Regions from separate parts of the Homo sapiens genome. Here all the other regions are linked to region 3. A link is a contact called in ENCODE Hi-C or POLR2A ChIA-PET data. All regions are on one chromosome and are shown on one strand. Each heading gives the region's core, a stretch centred on a gene start or an enhancer-like site at or near the end of the contact. The rest is flanking DNA. Distances are from core to core; before and after follow the strand shown. Region 1 holds the start of TRPV2 (transient receptor potential cation channel subfamily V member 2). Region 2 holds the start of SNHG29 (small nucleolar RNA host gene 29). Region 3 overlaps TTC19 (tetratricopeptide repeat domain 19). Region 4 has its middle 29 kb from the start of LRRC75A.

Evidence for each region. A loop is a pair of places that touch in the nucleus more often than their neighbours do. ChIA-PET counts read pairs that join two places held with the same protein, here RNA polymerase II (POLR2A). Pooled maps may share reads with other maps.
Region 1: a pooled map shows a loop between it and region 3 (5-fold over the local background). The contact joins the promoter of TRPV2 here to the enhancer-like site in region 3. A Hi-C loop is called at or near these places in 9 of 50 pooled maps.
Region 2: a loop to region 3 is called in a pooled map, with 13 times the contacts of the local background. The contact joins the promoter of SNHG29 here to the enhancer-like site in region 3. A Hi-C loop is called at or near these places in 5 of 50 pooled maps. POLR2A ChIA-PET finds 5 or more read pairs at or near these places in 4 of 52 experiments (BJ, T-cell, activated CD4-positive, alpha-beta T cell and 1 more).
Region 4: a loop to region 3 is called in a map with no recorded cell type, with 3 times the contacts of the local background. The contact joins two enhancer-like sites. A Hi-C loop is called at or near these places in 1 of 168 maps with a recorded cell type or tissue (mammary epithelial cell), 1 of 37 single-sample maps with no recorded cell type and 8 of 50 pooled maps. POLR2A ChIA-PET finds 5 or more read pairs at or near these places in 3 of 52 experiments (B cell, HEK293 and activated CD4-positive, alpha-beta T cell).

Annotation. Positions count from the first base shown.
Region 1 is chr17:16,413,749-16,417,404 of GRCh38, reverse strand. TRPV2 (transient receptor potential cation channel subfamily V member 2) reads right to left here and starts at 1,834. Exons shown (of 15, transcript NM_016113.5): 1 at 1,572-1,834. RefSeq lists enhancers at 104-213, 554-603, 864-933, 1,884-2,003 and a silencer at 1,044-1,163.
Region 2 is chr17:16,436,877-16,440,845 of GRCh38, reverse strand. It overlaps SNHG29 (small nucleolar RNA host gene 29), which reads right to left and starts at 1,859. Exons shown (of 4, transcript NR_045025.1): 1 at 1,786-1,859; 2 at 593-661. SNORD49B (small nucleolar RNA, C/D box 49B) reads right to left here and starts at 1,337; the gene lies at 1,290-1,337. SNORD49A (small nucleolar RNA, C/D box 49A) reads right to left here and starts at 810; the gene lies at 740-810. TRPV2 (transient receptor potential cation channel subfamily V member 2) reads right to left here. Exons shown (of 15, transcript NM_016113.5): 15 at 3,843-3,969. The coding sequence ends at 3,957. RefSeq lists enhancers at 654-1,555, 1,861-2,190, 2,251-2,440, 1,556-2,455, 2,456-3,357 and 1 more.
Region 3 is chr17:16,026,865-16,030,442 of GRCh38, reverse strand. TTC19 (tetratricopeptide repeat domain 19) reads right to left here. Exons shown (of 10, transcript NM_017775.4): 10 at 1,039-3,069. The coding sequence ends at 2,921. NCOR1 (nuclear receptor corepressor 1) reads left to right here. Exons shown (of 46, transcript NM_006311.4): 46 at 1-1,286. Among named protein-coding and RNA genes, the nearest start is that of TTC19, 29 kb to the right of the region's middle. RefSeq lists a silencer at 2,207-2,256. Within about 2 kb of position 2,167, at least 8 of the 41 ENCODE cell types and tissues checked have a DNase peak (open chromatin) inside an H3K27ac peak, as active enhancers do.
Region 4 is chr17:16,519,782-16,523,407 of GRCh38, reverse strand. No RefSeq gene overlaps it. Among named protein-coding and RNA genes, the nearest start is that of LRRC75A, 29 kb to the right of the region's middle. RefSeq lists an enhancer at 2,067-2,116. Within about 2 kb of position 1,992, at least 3 of the 41 ENCODE cell types and tissues checked have a DNase peak (open chromatin) inside an H3K27ac peak, as active enhancers do.

The sequences.
Region 1 (3,656 bases), core at 585-3,084, 390 kb before region 3:
GCTGGGCATGGTGGCTTGTGCCTGTAATCCCAGCTACTAGGGAGGGTGAGGCAGGAGAATTGCTTAAACCCGGAAGCTAAGATGGCACCACTGCACTCCAGCCTGGGCAACAGAGCAAGACTCTGTCTCAAAAAAAAAAAAAAAAAAAATTGCGGTTTTTGCCATTACTTCTCATTACTTCTAATGGCAAAAATGCCAAGTGCAAGTAGGTCCACCCACTGTGTGGGAGCCCAGCCCCAATGCAGGGGAAGTGGGCCAGGAGGGATGAGCAGCAGGGGTGAGGAGAGGGAGGGAGGCCTGTGGGGTGAGGAACAGGGAACCAATAGGGCCACCCTTTTGATGTTGTCCCCCAGGAAGAGCCATGACTGTCCCCGACTTTTCCTCTGGGACTTCCTGGAATCTGAGGGGTCACAACCCCTGTTACCATTTACATTAACAGCACAACCCTTTCTTTACACAACGTCTTGCCTGGCAGCCAATATTCCAACAGATAAAAGTGCGATGACTGGGATGGGGCCAGTCACTCAACCCCTCGCCAAAGAAGGGGAGCTCTAAGAAGAAATAACTGGGAAAACCACTAGACTATCAAACCCTTCATTTTGCTGCCAAGACTACTAAGGCTTAGAAAGGGGGAGTGGCTTTCCCAAGGTCGCCAGTTGTTGGCAGAGCCGGATCTGACACCATGCGTCTACCATGACGTTCCTCTTCCGTTTTCAAAGCCTTTCAGGGTCTGTCTATATTTTCAGTCTGATTCAGCTCTGAAGGCATCGAATACTACCTTTGTGTGCCTCAGGGCCTCTGGGGGCTTCACGAAGGGAGGGAGGCCCCTAGCCTGTGGCCCAGGCTCTCTCCACCACGCTGCCTCAGGCCCTAGGCTGGCCTAGGAAGCTCAGCAAACAGCACAATCTCACCCTCACAGGAAAACTGAAACCACAGCCTCCATCACTTGGCAAGGGTGGGGCCTCGGTCAGGGTTGGGGAACCCTCATGGGCCCAGTGAGCAGGATCAGAAAGAAGAAGGAGTCAAAGAGTGGTAAGGAGACAGAAGGGTGGAGAAGGGGGCAGGGGGCAGGGGGCAGAGAGCAGAGAGGAGCGGCACCAGCAGAGGGAAGTGGAGAGGGTAGGCTGGGACCAGGCCCTGGGGACCCGGGTGGGGTATTTTCCCATGGAAACATGGGAGGTGGGGAGCTGCCTGGCTGCCTCAGTTTGCAGATGTGACCCACCACCCTTTCTACACACACTGGGGCAGAAGGGTGCTCTTTCCGTTTCATACCGTTTAGCCCATCTGTGTCCCCAACCAAACCCTGGCCCATTCCTCCAGCCCTAGACTCCCAAGCCCCAGCAGCAACAGTTGTCTGTCCAGCCCCCACCCCACCTCCTGGGACCCTCACCCACCCTGGCAGCAGAGGAAGGGGTGTGGAGGTCCAGGGAGAGGGTGCTGGAGCCCCACACAGACCCTGGCTCCAGGCTGTAGAAGCCAGGAGCCCACTAGGCCTTCCCCACCCCATCATTCACTGTCAGGCTTGGAGACCCGGCCCCCTCCAACGTCCCCAGCATTGCCCACCGACTTACCCCGCAGGCTGAGGCCAGGGCGTGGCGGCTGCTGGGATCCCGGAGCTTCTCAGTAGCAGGGGCTGCGGGAGGAAGTGAAGCCGGGAGGGGCTGCCGGCGCTGACAGCAGAGGAGCGGCGGAACCTCCCTCCCCAGCTCTGAGCACTAAGCTCCAGCAAGCAGGTTCTGGTCTCTCGGTCACCCTCAGCCCACCTGGCCAGCCGGCACGGTGGAGAACGGGAGCTTAACTCTCCCCTGTCAGGACAGGCTAGCCACCAGAGACTGACCATCTGGACACACCCTGCTGCGAATCAGGCTCCACCCCCACCCCTCCCCCTTCTAGCCACTAAGGTCTCAGGTGGGGGTGGGTGACACTCAGAGGCAGCCCTTGGATGCTGGGGACTTGCCACCCATGGAAGCTGCCATGGATGGGGGATTCTTCCCCAAGTCCACTGACAGCTATCTCCTCCCCTTCTCCACCACATGCCTTCCAAGCAGCCGTGTGGCCCATAAATGGGCCTGAGTTGACCCATGGCAGGGGAGAAAGCTGATGTGGACAGCCCCCAGGGAGAGGCTCAGCCCAGCAGATGCCCCTGGGAACACAGTCCCACCCACCCATCCACCCAGCAGTTGGGGGACTTTCCCACCTCCCAGGACCTTCTCCCAGCCTCCTGACCCCAGGACTCTGATGGCTAAAGTTCCCCTAAAGGTGCTCCAAGCACCAGCCAGCAGGTGGAGACAAGGAGGTGGGCACGCACTGCTAAAATCAGACCTCACCACCAACGGGGCCCTGGTCTGGACTCAGTCTTGGAGCTTGGGGACCCAACCACCACCGAAGTAGCCCTAGGAATCTCTCTCCCTCACTCCCAAAACCTGGCATCAGCTCTTCCTCCAAAATTTGTCTTTCTGAGTGGTCCAAGCCACTATCACTGCTCCCCTGGGCAACTGCAGCCACCTCCAAACTGGTCTCCCTGCTTCATTCTTGCCCCACACTCATAATCCATTTCTCCTTATAGCAACTGAAGTGACCTTTTAAAAATGGGAACCAGGGCCGGGCGCAGTGGCTCACACCTGTAATCCCAGCACTTTGGGAGGCCGAGGTGCATGGATCACTTGAGGTCAGGAGTTCAAGACCAGCCTGGCTAACATGGCAAAACCCCATCTCTACTAAAAATACAAATATTAGCTGGATATGGTGGTGGGCACCTGTAATCTCAGCTACTTGGGAGGCTGACGCAGGAGAATCGCTTGAACCTGGGAGGCGGAAGTTGCAGTGAGCTGAGATTGTGCCACTGCACACCAGCCTGGACAACAGAGCGAGACTCTGTGTCAAAAAAGAAAAAAAAAGAAAACCAGGTCACCTAACGCCTTGACTTAATCACAAAACCTCACCCATGGTGCTTGGAATAAAATGCAAACTCCATACCATGAGCCCTCAAAGTCCAGATGCCCTTCTCCATCGCTATCCGTCACTCATGGCAACCCTGTCATGCACATTACACTCTAGGCCTGCGCCATCCAATAAGATAGTCACTAGCCACAATGACTGTTTAGATTTAAATCAATTATAATAGGCCTCACGCTTGTAATCCCAGCACTTTGGGAAGCTGAGGTGGGTGGATCACCTGAGGTCAGGAGTTCCAGACCTGCCTGACCAACATAGTGAAACCCCATCTCTACTAAAAATACAAAATTAGTCCAGGCGCGGTGGCTCATACCTGTAATCCCAGCACTTTGGGAAGCCAAGGTAGGTGGATCACTTGAGGTGAGGAATTCGAGACCAGCCTGGCCAATATGGCAAAACCCCATTTCTCCTAAAAATAAAAAAAAATAGCCAGGCGTAGTGGCACGTGCCTGTAATCCCAGCTACTTGGGAGGCTGAGGCAGGAGAATCGCTTAAACCTGGGAGGCAGAGCTTGCAGTGAGCCAAGATTGTGCCATTGCACTCCAGCCTGGACAACAAGAGGGAAACTCTGTCTCAAAAATAAATACATAATAAAATAACAGTAAACATTCAGTTCTGCTGTCCCATTAGCCACATTTTAAATGCTCAGTTGGCACATGTGGCTAGTGGCTACCATATCGGATAGCACACAGATGACAAAT
Region 2 (3,969 bases), core at 610-3,109, 410 kb before region 3:
AGTCTCGCTGTTGCCCAGGCTGGAGTGCAGTGGCACGATTTCGACTCACTACAACCTCCGCCTCCCGGGTTCAAGCGATTCTCCTGGCTCAGCCCCCAAAGTAGCTGGGATTACAAGTACACGCCACCACACCCGGCTAATTTTTGTATTTTTGGTAGAGATGGGGTTTCACCATGTCGGCCAGCCAGGCTGGTCTTGAACTCCTGACCTCAGGTGATCCACCCACCTTAGCCTCCCAAAGTGCTGGGATTACAGGCCACTGTGCCCAGCCTCAGGGGAGTTGTAATCTCCATTTCAGTCATATCAATTTAAACTTCACAAAGCTAAGATTACTTTTCCTTTTCACATCTGAGGAAAACTACATCTCAGCAGACAGGTAATTTGCCCGAGACTAAACAGCCAAGAGGTAAATAGAGTAGCCCCTCTTTCTAGGTAATCCACCCTGGCTCCACTGCCACCGGAAACTAAAATCAGTATCTCTGGGATAGGCTACACTGTTACAAGGTATTAGGTTAACCAAATCCAATTGCCAATATTCGACCTGACAGCTAGGCGTGGTCAGCCACTAGCCTCCCCATAGAGCAAGGCTTACCTCATGGCAGGCTCCTGGCTCCAATACTCAGCTGCCAAACATGATGCTGATTCTTCACGAATTTGCAACCTAGGTGAATATAGCAATTAGGTCACCGTTCAAACAAGTTTACTCCTGGGAACCAGCAAGTGGTGAAGACTTGACTGCAATCAGACAGGAGTAGTCTTCGTCAGTTATCGCTTCTGACGGCACTTCCTATTAGTGATTTCATCAGAGCAGTCAAGCACCTCACAACCCTCCAGTACTGTTCCAACCGCAGATCTAGACCCTACCTGAAACTTAAGCTAACCCTGCTACTGGAGACATTTCTTAACGAAGGAGTTTGTTTCTGCATTATCAGTTTGCTTTAAATGCAGTTCTAGGTTAGGACTGTGGCTGAAGCAGCCATCTCCAGTTTCTATTTAAGTTCCACCCTATGCAATGACATGATAACGTTACCCTAAAGTGTATAAAACACCTAAACGTAGAAAACTGTCAAAACGCCAATTTCCGTGCATTCAAGTGACAAAACTACGTTCCATGTTAAACCCTACACCAGAGAGCCTCTCACCTCGTGGCTACCCCGTCTTCAGCACTCTGCAGTGGGTACGCAATCTTAAAGAGGGAGTAAGGACAGGAATTCAGGGCAGGGCTCTGGCAGTTACGGTCAACTAAGTTGTAGAGGTTTCAGCGACTGCGGTCAGATAGACATTAGACGTCGTCAGTTATCGCTTCTGACGGCACTTCCTATTACAAGTATCATCAGGACAGTCGAATAAGTCTTCCAGTAATACTGTTACAATCTTACCGACGTACACCGCCCTCGGGGTACCCCAAACTGCAAGCCGACCCCAACTTACCCAGTTCTCTCGGGTTTGCACACCCCCACTGTGGGCCGGGGAACCGGGTCCCGGCCTTCGCAGACTCCAGGCTCTGGCAGATGTGGCCCTACCACAAAAGAGTGATCCATGAGCCTCAGCCACGGCAGCCGGATTCGGCCCCGCGCTGCCCTGCCAGGCTGTCCAATACCGGGCCGCAGCGCCCGCCGCGAAAGCCACGCGGGCGCAGGAGCCGGGGAGCCACGCCATCTCAACAGCTGCCCTCCGCCCTCTAGACAGGCTTCCCGGGAACATCTCCCCAGAGACCACAGAAGCTCGAGCTCTTTATTTGCTCTTGCCCCCCAGCTACTACTCCCAGATTCCTAGAGAGCCTACCTCCATAACAACGGGAATGAAAAGGTCACACCTTATGTGCGCCAGGCCCTTAAGGAGTCGGAATATCCCAATCCTCACAAAAGGAGGGGGACGCTGGCAAAGACTCATGGGAACTTTCCGCCAAGTAACGATTTAGACCGGCGCGCTACCCAGGACTCCCCCTCCTGTTGAGTCTATGGTCTCTTCCACAGCCCCGGGAATTCTGGGTCACAACACGCGCGGGGAGTTCCAGGGCGCCTGCGCGAGGGCTGGATCGCGCGTTTGGGCCCCACCTCCGCCACTCCTTAGCTGGGTGGTCTTGGGCCAATTACTCATTCTCTTTAAGCTTCCGATTGGTCCTCTAGTAAACGGAGACACCAGCGCCCCAGAAGATCACGTGAGATGACACACGTGAAAGCCTGTAGAGCTGTGGCACAAGGCAGCCATTCATCCTAGTAGCTCCTCCTGAATCTATTGAGCGTTGCCAAATACTCTCCCCACAGCTATTTCACCACATCCACGGGGCTTCTCAAACCCCTGCGCACTGGTCACCCTCATTACTCCTTTAGCACGACCTTTAGGGAACGAGCTGACGTCTTATCTAGATCCACGTCCATCCTCTGCTCGCCTCTGGGGTAAAGCTCTGCCCACCTCCTTTCCTCTCCTCATTCCTTGGGGCCTCCTCCACCTATGCCCCTGCCTCACCTTCCATGGAAAACTCTCTCTACTGTGGCTTTCCTTTCAGCCTATGAACATGCTCAGCTCTCTCCTTGAAAAAGAATCCATGCAACCACGTTTTGCACACACACGTTATACCAAGGGAAAGAAATTCATTTTGACTGCAAAAAACTGGGAAGACAATCATAAGACCTTTTGAGCTGGCCTCAGAAATAAGTGTAGGGTTTTTGTTGTTGTTGTTGTTGTTGCTCGTTTTTGTGTTTTTTTGAGACGGAATTTCGCTCCTGTTGCCCAGGCTGGACTGCAATGGCGCGATCTCCGCTCACCGCAACCTCTGCCTCCCGGGTTCAAGCGATTCTTCTGCCTCAGCCTCCCGAGTAGCTGGGATTACAGGCATGCGCCACCACGCCCGGCTAATTTTGTATTTTTAGTAGAGACGGGGTTTCTCCATGTTGGTCAGGCTGGTTTCGAACTCCTGAACTCAGGTGATCCGCCCGCCTGGGCCTCCCAGAGTGCTGGGATTACAGGCGCCCGGCAAGTGTAGGGTTTTATTTTATTATTATACTTTAAGTTCTAGGGTACATGTGCACAACGTGCAGGTTTGTTACATATGTATACATGTGCCATGTTGGTATGCTGCACCCATTAACTCATCATTTACATTAGGTATATCTCCTAATGCTATCCCTCCCCCCACCCCCAAGTGTAGGGTTTTAATGGAGGAGGGGGGCTTCCAGCAAGAGCCAGGTCAAGGGATCAAGCACGAGGTCTCTCGGCCTGCATGAATTTGGGGAGAGTGCTAAGGAGGGAGGGGCAACAGAGGTGGAGGGGAGGAGGTGTCTGGAACTGCTTGGGCAAAACCGTGGGGGTCTCGGGATGTCAGCTAGGGCATTCTGTGGGTACTGGGGAGCCTCTCAGGCCTTCAGAGCACAAAGAGGACATGTTTGTCTTATGTCTTAGGAAGGCCCTCTGGCTGCCCTGCAGAGAATGGCTTGGGAGGGGTGGGAATTGAGCAAGAAGCTCGGTAGGAAGAGAAAGCAAGAGAGGTGGCTTTAATGGGTTTTCCCAGGTACCTGCCCAAAAGCAGGGTGGGTGTGGAAAGCAAAGGGTGTCGTGGTGGAGAGAGAGGAGAGGTGGCTGTTTGCCCATGTCCATCACCATATATCTGCCACAACAATGGGCACAGCACCTCAGCCAGCTGCCTGTACCCAGGAAGAGGACAGTCCCCAGACTTGGGGATGTGGGGGTGAGGGTGGGGACACAGCAACTGAGGGTCTCTGTGCCCAGGCAAGGGCAGGAGCAACCTAGTCCCATACACAGACCTGTGCACACAGAGACATGCAGACATTGCCAGCTCTAAGGGTCCCAGCAACTCTGCCCAAATAATGTTTCCAGAAGAGTTAGTTAGTGAAAATATATATTTGCCACCAGAATTCACTGGGACCCCAGAGCCAGCAGATGTGGTTGGAAAGATCCTCTGCTCTGTCCTCTGGCCTCCTGCTGCATCTGGGCCATCAGTTGGACTGG
Region 3 (3,578 bases), core at 918-3,417:
CCATAAAAGAGATTATGATGGTATTTTTCTATGACCCTGAGGGTCTTAAGCTATTCTGAGTCAGAATACAGTTGACCCTTGAACAACACGGGTTTGAACTGTGTGGGTCCACTTATACATGGATTTTCTTCCACCTCTGCCACCCAAGATAGCAAGACCAACCCCTTCTCATCCTCAGCCTATTCAACATGAAGATGACAAGGATGAAGACCTTCATGATGATCCACTTCCACTTAATGAATAGTAAATATATTTTCTCTTCCTTATAATCTTAACAAACATTTTCTCTTCTCTAGCTTACTTTATTGTAAGAATACAGTATATAATACATATACAAAATATGTGTCAATCGACTATGTTATCCGTAAGACTTCTGGTCAGCAGTAGGCCATGAGTAGTTAAGTTTTGGAGGAGTCAAAGTTAGATGTGGATTTTTGACTACTTAGGGGGTCTATGCCCCTAACTCCTGCATTATTTGAAGGTCAACCGTATAGTTTCTGAGAACATGTCAGATCAGAGCCTAACTTCTTACTCTTGCAGTTCTACCTGAGGACCCGAAGGTGAGGTGCTGTGAACCACTCCCTCCATCCTCATCATAATGCATGTGCGTATTACTTTATTTACCATCACCTGGAGAAGAAATCTCAGAATGAGAGTTAAAATCCAATAATAGTTCTTGGTTCAAAATAAATGAAAGGACAGAATTCTCACATGGTTTACCTATGGAGGTTCACCTTATCATGATTTAAGTGGTAAGCACAGAGCAGCACTGACAACTTACTGTGGTTCACTGCAAACCAAAACATGATATTCTTTGTAGACTTAGATTTCAGTGTTCTGACACTATATCCTTACACGTGATTTTTTTAGCACCCAGAACTAAATTAAGGTCTTCCTAATACTCTTCATAAAAGTATTCTGACAGCCAGTTTTCCACTGCATGTTTATGACTGCAAATTTCATAATGCTTTTAATTTTGGTACACTGAGTGATTCTATTTTAAAAATATTTATGCCCAGAAAACTCCAGTGACCATTGGACAGTTAAAAAATTTTAATGACACGATTTTAACCAATTCACTTTTGAATTTAGACCAATCAGTAAAGGAGATCAGTCCTCCTTTTGCTTCAGTACCTTATTTTACAACAGTGTAAATGAACTGTAATGAAAACACCCACATGAAGAGACTGTCCTGAAAACTCCTAGTGTTTCCAACAACGAGACCATGAGCTGAGTCACTGTGGATGATTTAAAATTAATAAATAAATAAAACTTGGAATGAAAAACCTTTCAGTAACCCCTGCAGTTGTGAAAAGGTAAAAACATTCTCAATGCAAAAGGTGAGTGGTTGACATTAATTTTTTTAAGAAATCACCATACGTTAATACTGGTTTCTACTGAAACAGTCTGATTTATATTGTATCTTATCTCTCTGAGCTAGACTTGGTAAACGGCATTAGCTGCATGGTAAATAATATGAGATTAGACAGAAAATAGGAAGAAATTTACATCTGCAACATACAAAACTCTAGTTTTAGTCTAATCCCTGAGGATTTGGACCTCAAGGTTTCTGGTGTTTTTATTTTCTTCAGAAAGTTTTTTTTTTTTTTTTTTTTTTTTTTTTGAGAAATGCAAAGATTACTGGGATACATACAATATTGTTGTGTAGTCTCATTTATTATGAAGATTCTTCCAGTATGTACATACGAACCAAAAGTATCAGTTTATCAGTCCCACTCACATCCCACCCCCACAGGCATACCAACAGGGTCAATCTTCCTTCATGGTACCTAGAAAAACTGTCTTTTTCCTTAGGTAAATGGCTAAAAATGTATTCATGACTGCTGCAGTAAGAGCATCCACCTATGTATCTTTACATACTTTGAGACAGTGTGATAAAGCTCTTTCAGCACAGCAGTCTATTCATTCAAAGTCATCTAACCAAATACCTTCCCCCACAGCTAAGAAAGAATCCCAGTGTTTCCCTAGTTTAGAGATGAAGATACTGAAATTGCAAAAGCAAAAAGGCTAGGACTAAGATCCAGGTCAGTAGTTCAGCTATACCAGCAGTACACATTAGAATTACGAAGAGTTTTAAAATATACCTGTAGGGGCCTATTCTGACTCAGAACAGCCTGGGCTGTGTGTCCTTAAAGAGTACTTGAGATGACTCAGTTGTGTGACTAAGGCTGCAAAGGAAGTAGAGTGTTCAGATAACACAGACAAAAGGTTACATCATTCTTAGTTTTTAGTTTTATATAAACACCCCCATTTTTAGTTTTATATAACCAGATAAATATGGTTCACTTTTATTTAAATTCAAATGGGTGCTATACTGTCACGTGCCTAATCCCCACTTTACAACTTCATGCTGGATGCTGGTAGCAAACTAAGATATTTTTCTCTTTTATGTATTAAATTCCACTTGTGCTTCATGAAACAGACTATAAGAACAACAATTCACCATAATCCCCCTTTGCCATGAGGAAGGTAATTCTGGTCAGTTTGCCAGGTATTGATAAAGTAAAGTAAGAGAAGACAGGGCAGCAAATCAGCAGACCAAAAACTTATGGTAGAAATGCCAGGCTGAATCACCACACCCACAGCGCACAGGAACACCAGCCCATATGAATCTACAGTTCTACTTAGACCAGCAGGGACAGCACCAAGTCACGTGTTACAACTGAAAGCATCACTTGACGACATCCTGAAAGGTCATAATCAGTTGGGAATGAAAGTCATTTTTCCTTTAAAATACAAAAATGGCAGTGTGTACAACCCCTCCTTCACTAAGGCTAAATTGAGGAAACCTGAATATCAAAAACGACAGATTTAAGCCATTGATCGGGTGCCACAGAGACAGGAATGATAGCTATTCTTCCACATTACTAGACATTATTCTCCCTACACAAAAATGGATTTAGAGCTTGACAGAATTTGTCAAAGGTCTACTTTTCTTTGACAGCTCAGCCAACTCTTCCCTGATGTGTTGTACAGAAATTTCATCTTTTTTCAGCTTTGCTTGCTTCAGTGCTTCCTGGTAGATCTCTTTTGCTTGTGTATATCGTTCTAAAATAACCCAGAGAGAAGGGACAGTAAGAAGAAAGTGTATGTTTTCAAGGTGATTCTGAAGAGAGAGCATGAATGCAGATATAGGGCTAATTTACTGTGTGCTTATGAAGCGACAAGCTGGTGCTGCCTCATTTCATCCCCATCTGACAGGCTGGAACTCCACTGAATGCTGTGGGATTCCTAACGGCCCTTTCCAGTATATCCTGAGGACTTTGATGAGCCCAAGATTTCATGAATGGTGGTATGTGTAATACACCTGTCATCCCAGGTTTCTGAAAATGATCGGTATAGTGTGCTGACACTAAGAAATGTCTGACAAAATGATACTTCCTGTCATAAAGCTTCACCAGCACACTGTGAGAAACACATTGTAACTGAACACATTTAGAAATCTGTAAAGCACTACTGACGTAAGGTACTATCATTGCAAGGTTTTCTCCAGCTTGATGGGGTTCGACAGGCTAGTGCAGGTCTGTAGAAGTTACGTGAATTGAACACAATAGTAC
Region 4 (3,626 bases), core at 743-3,242, 490 kb before region 3:
TAGACAACTGAACTCTAGCATGGCTTCTAGAAGCATAAGGCCCTGTCTCTAGGATGACCCTAATCCCAGCTAAAGGCCTGCATATGGCCGGGCATGGTGGCTCACACCTCTAATCTGAACACTTTGTGAGGCTGAGGTGGGAGGAGCCATTGAGACCGGGAGTTCAAGACCAGCCTGGGCAACATAGGGAGAGCCTATCTCTACAAAAAAAAAAAAAAATTAATTAATCAGATGGCTGTGGTGATGCACAGCACAACTTTAGTCTCAGCTGCTTGGGAGACTGAGGTGGGAGGATCACTTGAATCCGGGAGGTCGAGGCTTCAGTGAGCTATGATCATGCCACTGCACTTCAGGCTGGGTAACAGAGTGAGACCTTGTCTCAAAAAAATTTTTGAAAATTAAAATAAAGGCCTTCCCGAGAAAGCTCAAGGCTGCCAGGAGAATTGACTGTTTGTTCCAGCCAATACCAAGAGATAGGCAGATAGAGCTCTGCACCACCACCCCTCAACTCCCTGTAGAGCCATCACTTTAGAAAGCTTGCAATTATAAAGCCTTTCTTTGCTCTTTGGGATATAAAACTACCACCCAAAACTGTTTCCTCCAGGACCTGAGAGTCTTCTCTTTAAAATGCAAGGCTTCAGGGAGATAATTCTGTCTCTCCTAGTCTGTAGGGGAGGCTGAGGGCCTAACTGTGGGCACCTTGCTCCAACCTGCACCACTGCCCCGTCACAAAGACATGAGAAGTGTGTGTGTCCTTCAGATAGACAGCAGTCAACAAACCCAGGTGGCCTGACATGGCCTAACCCTATTCACACCTTTAGTGCCTTTCCCTGAGCACACCCCACCTTTAAAAGTCTCCAGCCTTTTGTTTTGGAGAAGTTGAGTTCAATCCACACTGGTCTCTCTTCCTTGCTGCCATAGTATTGCTGAATAAAACCTGTGTTCACCATCTTGACCAGTGTCGGTCGGCATCGTTTATCTGGGATAGTGTCATAACAAAACCTAACCTCTCCTGACTGATAGTTAGTTGTCATTCTTACTCTTTTTATTATTATTGCCGAAGGTGATGATTTCTGGAGGAGCCTGAGCTCTTTCTCTTTCCCCTTCTCCCAGCTTCCCTTCTCCACTACATCTCCGTTATTGCATCAATTTCAGGAATACAGCTCCCAATAAATGGAAACAGTAGGACAATTTCAGTAATCATTTTCAGAATTTCTAGAGTCTTCACTGTAACTATTTTTTAGTTTCAGAGCTACTTGTTTCCCAAAATAAATCAAATCAGAGAAAACACATCTCTAGAATTAATTTTTTTTTTTAAGACAGGGTCTCTCACTGTTACCCCAGCTGGAGTGCAGTGGCACAATCACTGCTCACTGAAATCTTGAACTCCTGGGCTCAAGCACCCAGGCTTCTAAGTAGCTGGGACTACAGGTGCATGCCACCACATCAAGCTAATTTTATTTAATAGTACAGAGGAGGTGTCACTATGTTGCTCAGGCTGGTCTCAAACTCCTGGACTCACGTTATCCTCCCACTTTGGCCTCCCAGACTGCTAGGATTACAGGTGTGAACTACTGTGCCTGGCCTAGAGTGAATCTTTAGAATCCACCTCTACTGTGATGTGTCAATATAAGTTAGCAAGAACCAGTGACTTCTGAGTATATGAGTTCCAAACTTCGACATTTCCAAAGTCCCACCTCTGATGGCATTTGTAGGTGACCCCTTAGAGAAAACTTACAGTGTTCTCGCAGGTGCCAAAATTTATGCTGCTTTTTGCCCAACAGTTGGTTAGATATCTCAAGCAACTAAGAGCGTACTGCCATGGATTATGCCTTAAAGTAATGACGGTGCATTTACCAAACCACTCTTCCCTCTCTTACCCTCCAAAAAAATTGCTGTTCTCTCCAGGGCAGCCACAGCTGGAGGGGACGCTAGCTAATCCTCTTATCCCACCACTAGATGGCAGGACAGTCCAGTCTGGCAAATCTCTCTGCCCTGCCTGAACTTCGATGTCCACATCTTTAGTGAAGAGTCTTCCTAACAGAAATGTACTTCCTGGTTAAACATTAGTTTGGACTCAGAGAGCAGACAGGCTCAGATTCAGGCTGAGCCTCCTCCAAGGCAGACAGGTGTTCTCCTGAGGTGCCATTAGGGTTGTACTCATGTGGAGTGAGACGGGGCAAAGCGGAGAGGGAACCAGGGAAGGGAAAGAATTGGTGCTGATCAGATGTCCTGGAGCTTAACTTGCCTGCAGTCTGATGGGTTAGTATGGCAAAGTGGGGCCTGGAAGCCTCAACTCTCTATACCCATATAACCCCTCCACCCCATCCCTCTGCCTCCTGAAGACCCCTGTACAGCAGAGGCCAGTCCCAACAAGGAGGCCAGCACCAGGCTCCCCATCCTCTCTGCTCCAACTCTGTGGGTGTTTAACACACCAAAAGCAAGACTTCTACCAGCCAGGACCCTCTGTGAGCCCCCAGCCAGGAGACAGGCTCTGGGTTCTGAGATGAGGGAAGACGCCGGCATGATGTATGCACCAGCCTTGGGACTCCTAGCAGTACTTCCTTTCTGACACACTATTTTTTCAAAACATCATCCCATCCCTTGACTCAATGCTCTCACTAAGGCCAAGCGCCACGAGGTGACTGTGCCAGAAGCTCCCCAGCCAGTCGGAGCAGCACTGAGATCAGCAGATCCCAGGATCCTACCTCCCAACCTGTTGTCTTCCCAGCACACTGGACTATAGAGAAGACACCCTTGTGATTTGCTACAGGACCCTGCCCCAGCCTCCCTATCAACCTGCACAGTGGTGAGATGCAGTGAGGGCTTCTAGATTATGATCCGGACTAGGATCAGATTGGTCTGGTCTGATGACCCTCTCGGACACTTACTAGCTATGTGACCTTGGGCATGTAGTTTAACCTGTCTGTGCTTTGATGCCTCATCTGTAACATGTGAATTCTTATTGTATCTATGTTTCAAGGCTGTTGTAAGGATAAAATGAGATTGTGTGTGTTAAGGGCTTCCCACAATACCTGACATACAGTGCTCTGTAAATGGCAGAATCAAAAGTTGGATCGAAAATTTAATAGATAGCCACAAAAACAAACAACCCAACCTAAAAATGAGGAAAGACCTGGCCGGGCGCAGTGGCTCACGCCTGTAATCCCAGCACTTTGGGAGGCTGAGGCGGGCAGATCACGAAGTCAGGCGATCAAGACCATCCTGGCCAGCAGGGTGAAACACAGTCTCCTCTGAAATACAAAAAAAATAAGCCCAGTGTGGTGGTGTGTGCCTATAGTCCCAGGTACTCAGGAGACTGAGGCAGAGGAATAGCTTGAACCCGGGAGGCGGAGCTTGCAGTGAGCCGAGATCGCGCCACTGCACTCCAGCCTGGGCAACAAGAGTCAAACTTCCTCTCAAAAAAAAAAAAAAAAAAAAAAAAATGAGGAAAGACCTTTAACAGACATTTCTCCGAAGAAGATATACAAGTGGCCAACAAGCACATGAAAATGTACTCAACATCACTAATCACCAGGGAAATGCAAATCAAGACCACAATGAGAAATCACCTCATACCTGTTAGGATAGCCATTATTGAAAAACAAAACAAAAATCATAAAACG